2 separate regions of the Homo sapiens genome follow, and region 1 is linked to region 2. A link is a loop called in an ENCODE intact Hi-C map of the cell type or tissue named here. Cell type or tissue: dorsolateral prefrontal cortex. All regions are shown on one strand.

What was found. A loop is a pair of places that touch in the nucleus more often than their neighbours do. Peaks named below come from ENCODE experiments on the same cell type or tissue, not always from the same donor. Only the 100,000 strongest peaks of a DNase experiment are listed, where the experiment ranks them.
Region 1: it touches region 2 in a loop (3-fold over the local background); 2 of 110 quality-filtered maps call a loop at or near these places.

Annotation. Positions count from the first base shown.
Region 1 is chr18:10,725,253-10,729,252 of GRCh38, reverse strand. The region is part of intron 36 of PIEZO2 (piezo type mechanosensitive ion channel component 2); the gene reads left to right. It also overlaps the pseudogene KIAA0895LP1. Among named protein-coding and RNA genes, the nearest start is that of MIR6788, 32 kb to the left of the region's middle. In dorsolateral prefrontal cortex, no CTCF peak of the experiment used is centred here; DNase peaks (open chromatin) are centred at 1,518 and 2,432; H3K4me3 peaks cover 1,340 bases; H3K27me3 peaks cover 410 bases.
Region 2 is chr18:10,780,106-10,784,105 of GRCh38, reverse strand. PIEZO2 (piezo type mechanosensitive ion channel component 2) reads left to right here. Exons shown (of 56, transcript NM_001378183.1): 18 at 3,740-3,781. Among named protein-coding and RNA genes, the nearest start is that of MIR6788, 22 kb to the right of the region's middle. In dorsolateral prefrontal cortex, no CTCF peak of the experiment used is centred here; no DNase peak of the experiment used is centred here; H3K27ac peaks cover 1,485 bases.

The sequences.
Region 1 (4,000 bases), 55 kb after region 2:
AATGGAACTCTAATTACAAAGTCTCTTCTTTTTGACCTTTCTTCTCCCGATACATCCTAGTAACTTTATCTTACTTTATTGCTTTAAGAAGACAAAATTAATACACAATTGCTGGAACAGGTCAAACAGTAAAGAGGTACACGTATAATCTGCCCCAACCCAGTCACCTCAAAATCCTGTCCTCTAAGGTTACAAATCCTAACAGTATGTTGTGTTCACTTTCACTTCATTTCTCATGTGCACACACGTATGCAGGTGGTTTCCTTTATTGGTTTTTGTTTTTTTTTTTTTTTTTTTTGAGACAGAGTCTTGCTCTGTCGCCCAGGCTGGAGTGCAGTGGCGCCATCTCAGCTCACTGCAAGCTCTGCCTGCCGGGTTCACACCATTCTTCTGCCTCAGCCTCCCACGTAGCTGGGACTACAGGCGCCCGCCACCATGCCCAGCTAATTTTTTGTACTTTTAGTAGAGACGAGGTTTCACCATGTTAGCCAGGATGGTCTCGATCTTCTGACCTCATGATCCGCCCGCCTCGGCCTCCCAAAGTGCTGGGATTACAGGCGTGAGTCACTGCGCTGGCCTATTTTTTTTTTCAATAAGTTCATGCTTTACAAATTACTCTTTCATTTTCATTACCAATGTCATGAACATTTCTCCAATTAAGTATTTATAAAATCATATCATTCTTTTTTAATAGCTTCAAAATATTCCATAGTGCAGATATGCATAATTTATTCAATCCTCTCACCTTTAATGGACATAAGGTTGCTTCCGGATTTTTGCCACAATGAACAGTGCCATAATAGATATCACTGCACAAACATTTATACGTCATAATATATATGAGTGTGTTTAAATGCTTAGCAAAGGTTAGGAAGAACATGCATTTTCCACAGAACAGATTCGCAAAAGTGGGATGACTTATTTAGAGTGTGCCTGTTTTTACTTTAATAGATATTTTTCGGAAAGGTTTTAGTACTTTGCCCTCCTCCATGTGAGGGACAAGAGTGTCCAATTTCCTTTGGCCTCACGCACAGGATTTTACTCCTGTTTTTATCATTTTTCTTTCTAAGGATGACAAATGGCTTTTATTTTCATTTGAATGTAGTTGAATTCTTAACTAATTAAACTGAGCATTTTTATTTCACATTTTGTTGGCGATTTTTTCTTTTCAAGTCTAGGATTTAAACACTTTTAGCATTTTCCTGCATCGTTCTGTCGGGTTGTTTGTTCTTATCAATTCATGCTATTTATATGTCAGGCTTCTTATCCCTTTTTTTCTTTTTTCTTTTTTTTTTTTGTTATTACTGTTTTAATTGTCTGGCTTCCCTCTGGACTGGGAGCTCAGTGAGGATTCTGACCAGTAACTTACACAAAAGGCGCTCTGCACCTCACCTGGTCCAGGAGGGGTTTAGGACTTGGGCCACCAAACTCTAGGGCCTGTCCCTCAGGGACAACTGCAGCTGCTCCTAGGCTATGCCAGCCTGTGCCAGAGACCAGCTGTGAGGGTGTGGGCAAAGACAGGAAAAGCAGAGGCCAGTGGAGGGAGTGGGGACAGGGCCAAGGGAGCTCTTGGGCTTGATTCACAAGGCCTGAATCACTCTGTATGTGTGTGTGTGTGTGTGCGTGTAATGGGAGTGGGGCTAGGAAAATCGGTGCCTTCCAGAAGGAGTGTCTTGTTCCCTGCCATGGAACCTTCAGGAGCTGCTGCTCCCAGCCACAGGAAGTAGATCATATAAATATGGAATAAATACATGACCAGTGAGAGAGGCAAAATGTTGGAAAGCACACCCCAGACCAACTGGGTCTCTACTACCCCAGGTAGTACCCCAAGCTCAGGCCATCAATCACCCCAGGAGAAGGGATCCCGACCCCCACCAGGACCCAGTGAGAAGCAGACAGCACGAATGCTGAAGGAGCACCAAGGGGACAGGTGAGGGAAGGGAGAGACTGGAGTACCGGGACAACCAAAGCCATCTTATGCAAGAACAAGTTTCTATTCCCAAACCACCCTCATCCCCATCAATGCTCAGCTCCCTTCCTGCCCCCATGCCTTCCCTCTGCTCAACACAGAGCTGGAGGCAGGAGGGCGACTCAGTTTGCCAGACATGCTGCTGCAGATCCCCAGGCCCCAGGGAGGCTAGCAAGGGACACAAACCCTTTGATGTTGCCACTCCTTCTCAAGGAATGCTCCTGCCCTCCCAACACCCCCCAAGAAACACCCAGACCGTGGAAGCACAGAGCAAACAGCTTCATGTTCTGGGGGCCTATCTGGAGCTTCTGTCCAGGGCCTCTGTCTGCAGCCCTCAACCTACATCAGTCGGGCAGCAGGCGACCCAGCTCCGCCACATCCAGCCGGTTGGTGGCCATGATGTGCTTCAGCTGCTGCCGGTAGCGTGCCAAGTCCTGCATAAGGTGGGGCATCCGGGTATTATCCAGCACCCCATGGGGCCGCAGGTGGTCCACATCCTCATAGGACACCTTGCCCAGTGAGGTCAGCAGCGGGAAATCGATGGTCTGGCGATGTCCCAGAATGCACAGGATGCCGTTCAGGTACACCTGGTCCTTGCTGAATTAACTTGGCAGCGAGGTGTCTGTCTGGCCGCGCTTGGCGCGCGCGCAGTACTCCCAGCGCACGTCGGCGTCCCGCACGTAGCGCGCCAGGTCCTGGAAGAGCTGGCGGAAGGACAGACGCACAGCGTGGCGGCTGGTGTAGCAGAGCAGAGCAGCGCAGCGCGCCACAGGAACGGCTGCTTGCGGAGCAGCACGCTGTGCAGGGTGGCCAGGCCCTCCTCGTGGGGTTCGCCGGCCGTAGCCCGTACCGCAGCCGGCCCTCCGCGTTGTGCCACGGCTGGCGCGCGTTGTTACCGCCCCGCAGGTAGTGGGTGCCTGCGGGGAAGGCGAAGGGAGGCAGCGCTGGGCGGGGCGTTCGGGGACCCACCTGCTCCACCTGGCCGGGGCTCTGGCCGCGACGCTTCCATTCTCATGCTCCCGAACACAGGCTCGCACACAAGCTCTTCCAGCCCCAGGCAGCGTGAAGCCCCTCCTCCGGTGGACTCGCACCCAAGGATCCACAGTTGCTCACATATATGAATCCTCTCCCACCCATCCCCCCACCACCCTACACCCACGCACCCACACACGTGCACGAACTCTCCCGAACTGACATTGCCCCCAGCCCTCCTGGACACAAGAATACATATACCACCCTGCCCAACATCCTGGGTGCCCATATTATTCTGAACAGTCACGCTGATGCCTTCGGTAAAAACCACCTCTTGCCCAGAGCAACAGGATTCTCGATGAAGAGGGACAGACAGATAGAAATAGTGGTTAGTGCCCTGCACCCTCCTGCCCAGCCTGGCCAGTCGCCTCCTAAACCAGGCGCCGTGTGTCCTCAAGCCAAGTCCATTCCCAGGATCTGGCCTTCCATCCACCCTGGAGGGCCCGCGTGGTGGTTGGCCTGGTGGGACCCTGAGCGTTCTCCCTCTGGCCTGTCAGGGCCTCACCAGCCCTGCCGCCACTGTGGAGAGAAGTCGGAGAGGAAGTGGAGAGAGAAAAATATACCCGAAAGGACCAAGAGATGAAGGCGAGCCCAGAGCGTGGGCAGGCATGTTCTGGCCTACCTCTGTGAGCCAGAGGGCGGAGGCGGCTGCTCAGGAAGGGAAAGCCCCGACCTCAGGAGGGACAGGGGAGAAACAAAAGGGGGAGTTAGTGGGGCCCCTCCTTCCCACGACTCCCAGCTCCCAGGCCCCTTTCATGCCTACCCATCCACCCGGATACCCACACCCTGACCTATTTCATGCCACAGCATGCCCTCCAACCAGTACTGGCGGGCTCTGGTCAGGTTGACCGCCAATGTGGGCCGGCTGTTCTCCACCATCATCACCGCCTGGGACAGCAGGTCTTCACTCAGCTGCACCACAACCTCTTCGACGCAGCCCTCCTTCTGCTGTATTTACCCACAATGGACCATATCTGGCACTTGGTGAGCAGCTGCCTG
Region 2 (4,000 bases):
CTTTTAGTGAACGCTGACAATGGTTTTCCTTTCTGCCTCATGTTTAGCCTATGATTCAGATATTGGAAAAATACTTGTTAAGCAGCTAAGGGAGCAAAGGGCTGTATTGAGAGGAGCACAGAGGCCACGGATGAAAATTCTCCTTAATTATTTGACTTTAAGGGAAAAAATGCAGGTATCAATAGAAGATGAAGTAGGAGTTCATGATATGCATTTCGTAAAATGCCAAACTTCCAGCGTTCTGCTGTGTAGGAACTAGAGTTATGGATAGACCCAAAACATTTATTTAATGATGAGAAACATTTTATAATCCTTGTTTATGACCAGCAGATTCACTTTTCTTATTGTGTTGTGTTTCGCCTATCATTCTGATACTTCAGATGACTCGTAACCCATGGAACCAAGAGGTATCAATCAGTCATGACTTGTTTTGCTATCTAGCCACCAGGAAAATCAGGCTCTGCTAAAACCTCTCTGCTCCCAAGGCCCCAGCAGGGAGGAGGGCATGGATGGGGTCAGTGGTTTACCATCTCCATATCTGTACTCCTGCTACCTTCAGTGATGATCAAGCATTAGGAAAAATAAAGTAGTTATTAGAAGTTTGGGGAACCCTAGAAGATATCAGTCATAGACAAACTTGATGGGAGGGAAAATCACCCCAAGTTTAAAAGTTTACAAAGAGAATGCCTGCACATAAAAGTGAGAATTGTCAATAATCAGAAAAAGGATTTTTTTAATCATTATTTTGACATTGTTTGTGATCTGTGTGGATAAAACTAGTATTTGATATTTAATTCTGACCATGTAACATGTTTAAATTTACTATAAGCCCTCACCATTCTTTTCAAGGGCCCTATTCAATAATTACAAAGTATTTTAGTTAGCAGAGCCAATTTATATGTTTGTGAAGGAGTTGTAATTATTAAGCATTGCTAGTGAAATCTTTTTTAAAAAAAAATCTTTTTTTTCTTCCAAATGCCATTTCTTCTCTTGCATATTCATTTTTTTTTCTCACTAAAAGTGCCTCCAGCATGCAGGAACCTTTTTCTTGCCATTTTTCTTAATGTGGATGTGTCTGAGTCTTCTGTCACGCAATCAAACAGAGATATAATTCACCATTTATCCAGAAAAGTAGAAACATGCAGGACCACAGTTTTGCAGAAGACAATTTGGTTCACCAGCCTAGAGACTCCCAAGGTTTGGACCTAGCGTATGTGAAAACTGAATTAAGGTCCCACAGAATTCCCTTTAAGCGTGTATAGCAGTGTTTAGCCTATGCAGGTTCTGGGGAAAGACTGCAGCCCACGTCAAGATGTAGGTTCTATGTTTCCTCAGCTGCCGCTTCACAGCCCTTACCCTGCACCCCATGGCAGAGAAGAAAGATCTAAATGATCTGTACCGATATGAGTCCTGACTTGCCTTCCTTGCAGCTGTGGCTTAGCCCTAAGCACTCCCTTAACGGTGAATTTTCCAAGTAAATGTAAAGGGTGAGGAAAGAGTGTGTAATGCCAGTTCTCTGAAGAGTTTAAGGACATAGGATTTCATTTTTCGTTCTATGAAAATTTTATAATATATATTATATAATATAATAATATATATAATATAAGAATATAATATTTAATATAATATATATTATTTAATATAATATATATACTATATAATATATTATATAATTATTTATATATAATTATAATATATTATATAATTATTTATATATAATTATAATATATTATAATTATTTATATATAATTATAATATATTATAATTATTTATATATAATTATAATATATTATATAATTATTTATATATAATTATAATTATATTATATAATTGTTTACATATAATAATATAATATATCATATAATATATAATCATATATATTATGATATATATAATTATATGATATATAATATGATGTACATTGATATATATTAATATATAATATATAATTATAACATTTTACATATAATATATAAAATGTTCAAAGCTTAATATATAATATATATAATGTTCAAAGTTTAAATATATATATATATTTTTAGCAACTCTTCCTCATGGGAGTATTTTCCTTGCTCATAATTTTCACCTCACAGTATTTTTTGTCCTTGGAGTCCTAATACAATGGCTACATTAAAATCAAAATGATGAAGAAAAAGGAATATTTTGAGAGTTAGGATTGACTGTCAGGCTTTGCTTTCTCTGCTCCTGCCTCCTAAACAGTTGCTTTACAAGAAATGGCCCACAGATCAGGAATAACCGATTCGCTCGTTAAGCTGATTTCCACACTGTTGTCTCTGGAGATATGCAACTCTTATTTTCCTGTTGTGTCACTTGTTGGTGTATATGTGCTTATGCACACAGATGTAATGTAGGCACATGTCACTTGTGTATGAAGCAGAATTTATTATGTTTAGACTTACAGAATTTACAAAGTTAGCCTTATGAAAATGTAATAATATAGGAAGAAATTATTATTCCTAAGGAGGCAATCTCAGGAATATTATTTCACCTATATATTGATAGAATTTCATATTATAAGAATTATAACGTATAACATTGTTTATTATATAATATATAATTAGCAATGATTTACAAAGGACTATTTAAATATTCATTACTGGTTTTTTTTTTTATTTGAAACGGAGTCTCGCTCTGTTGCCCAAGCTGGAGTGCAGTGGTGCCATCTCGGCTCACTGCAACCTCCACCTCCTGGGTTCAAGTGATTCTTCTGCCTCAGGCTCCCAAGTAGCTGGGACTACAGGCATGTGCCACCATGCCTGGCTAATTTTTCTATTTTTAATAGAGACGGGGGTTTCACCATATTGGCCAGGCTGGTATCGAACTCTTGACCTCATGATCCACCTGCCTCGACTTCCCAAAGTGCTGGGATTACAGGCGTGAGCCACCACACCCGGCCATATTCATTACTTTTATAGCTCTTTAATTTATGCAGGTTTGTTTTAGAAAGTATTATTATGCATAGAGAAATGAAATGACTTTTTTTAAACTATAGTTTTAGCAAAACCTTAGAAAACAACATGTTGAATATGGCCGCTGAGTAGGATCCTTTTTTTTTTTAATTCTGGGGTAGCAGCAAAAATTAATTTTTTAAATTATATTTTATTTCATAAAATGTACCTTGAGGCCAGGCACTGTGTCTCACACCTGTAATCGCAGCACTTTGGGAGGCTGAGGAGGGTGGATCACCTGCAGTCAGGAGTTTGAGACCAACTAAGCCAACATAGTAAAACCCCATCTCTACTAAAAATACAAAAATTAGCCAGGTATGATGGCATACACCTGTAATCCCAGCCACTTGGGAGGCTAAGGCAGGAGAATCACTTGAACCCAGGAGGCGGAGGCTGCCATGAGCTAAGATACGTCACTGCACTCCAGCCTGGGTGACAGAGCAAGACTCTGAAAAAAAAAAAAAAAAGGTACCTTAAAAAATTTAAACATTACAAATTTGTAATAAAGTGTGTGAGATGGAGAGGGATGAGAAGAAGGGAGAGGCTTGTTATCTTTTAGCATTTTTCCTGAACATTGTCTGATTTAATGTTGCTACTGAATCTTGCTGTCTAGACTCTTCTTCAAGGCATGAAGCCTGTGAGGGTGGCTACACTTGATGCTAGGAAGCTTAAGGGAGTCCACTTTGTTCGTCTCTGTCTAACAGTCTCCTCTCTTTCTCTCCAACCTGTCTCCTCATTGCATCCCTGTGCTTCCGTCTGCCACCTCGTAGCCATGCCAAAGTCAATGGTCGCGTATATCTAATAATAAATAGGTGGGTACTTCAATGTTTTCTCTCTTATTTTTGTTCGAAGCTATTTCTTGCTGTGTTAAACTCTTAACTGCTTTATACATGAAAATCGTGTTGTCAGATAGTGGACACTGGTCTTCAGGTATGCTCATGGATGTATTTTGCAAACCAAACCATTTGGTATCTGTACCGACTGGTGCCGTCAAGTGGATGTGGAGGCTGTTGAGGGTCTTCAGCTGGTGC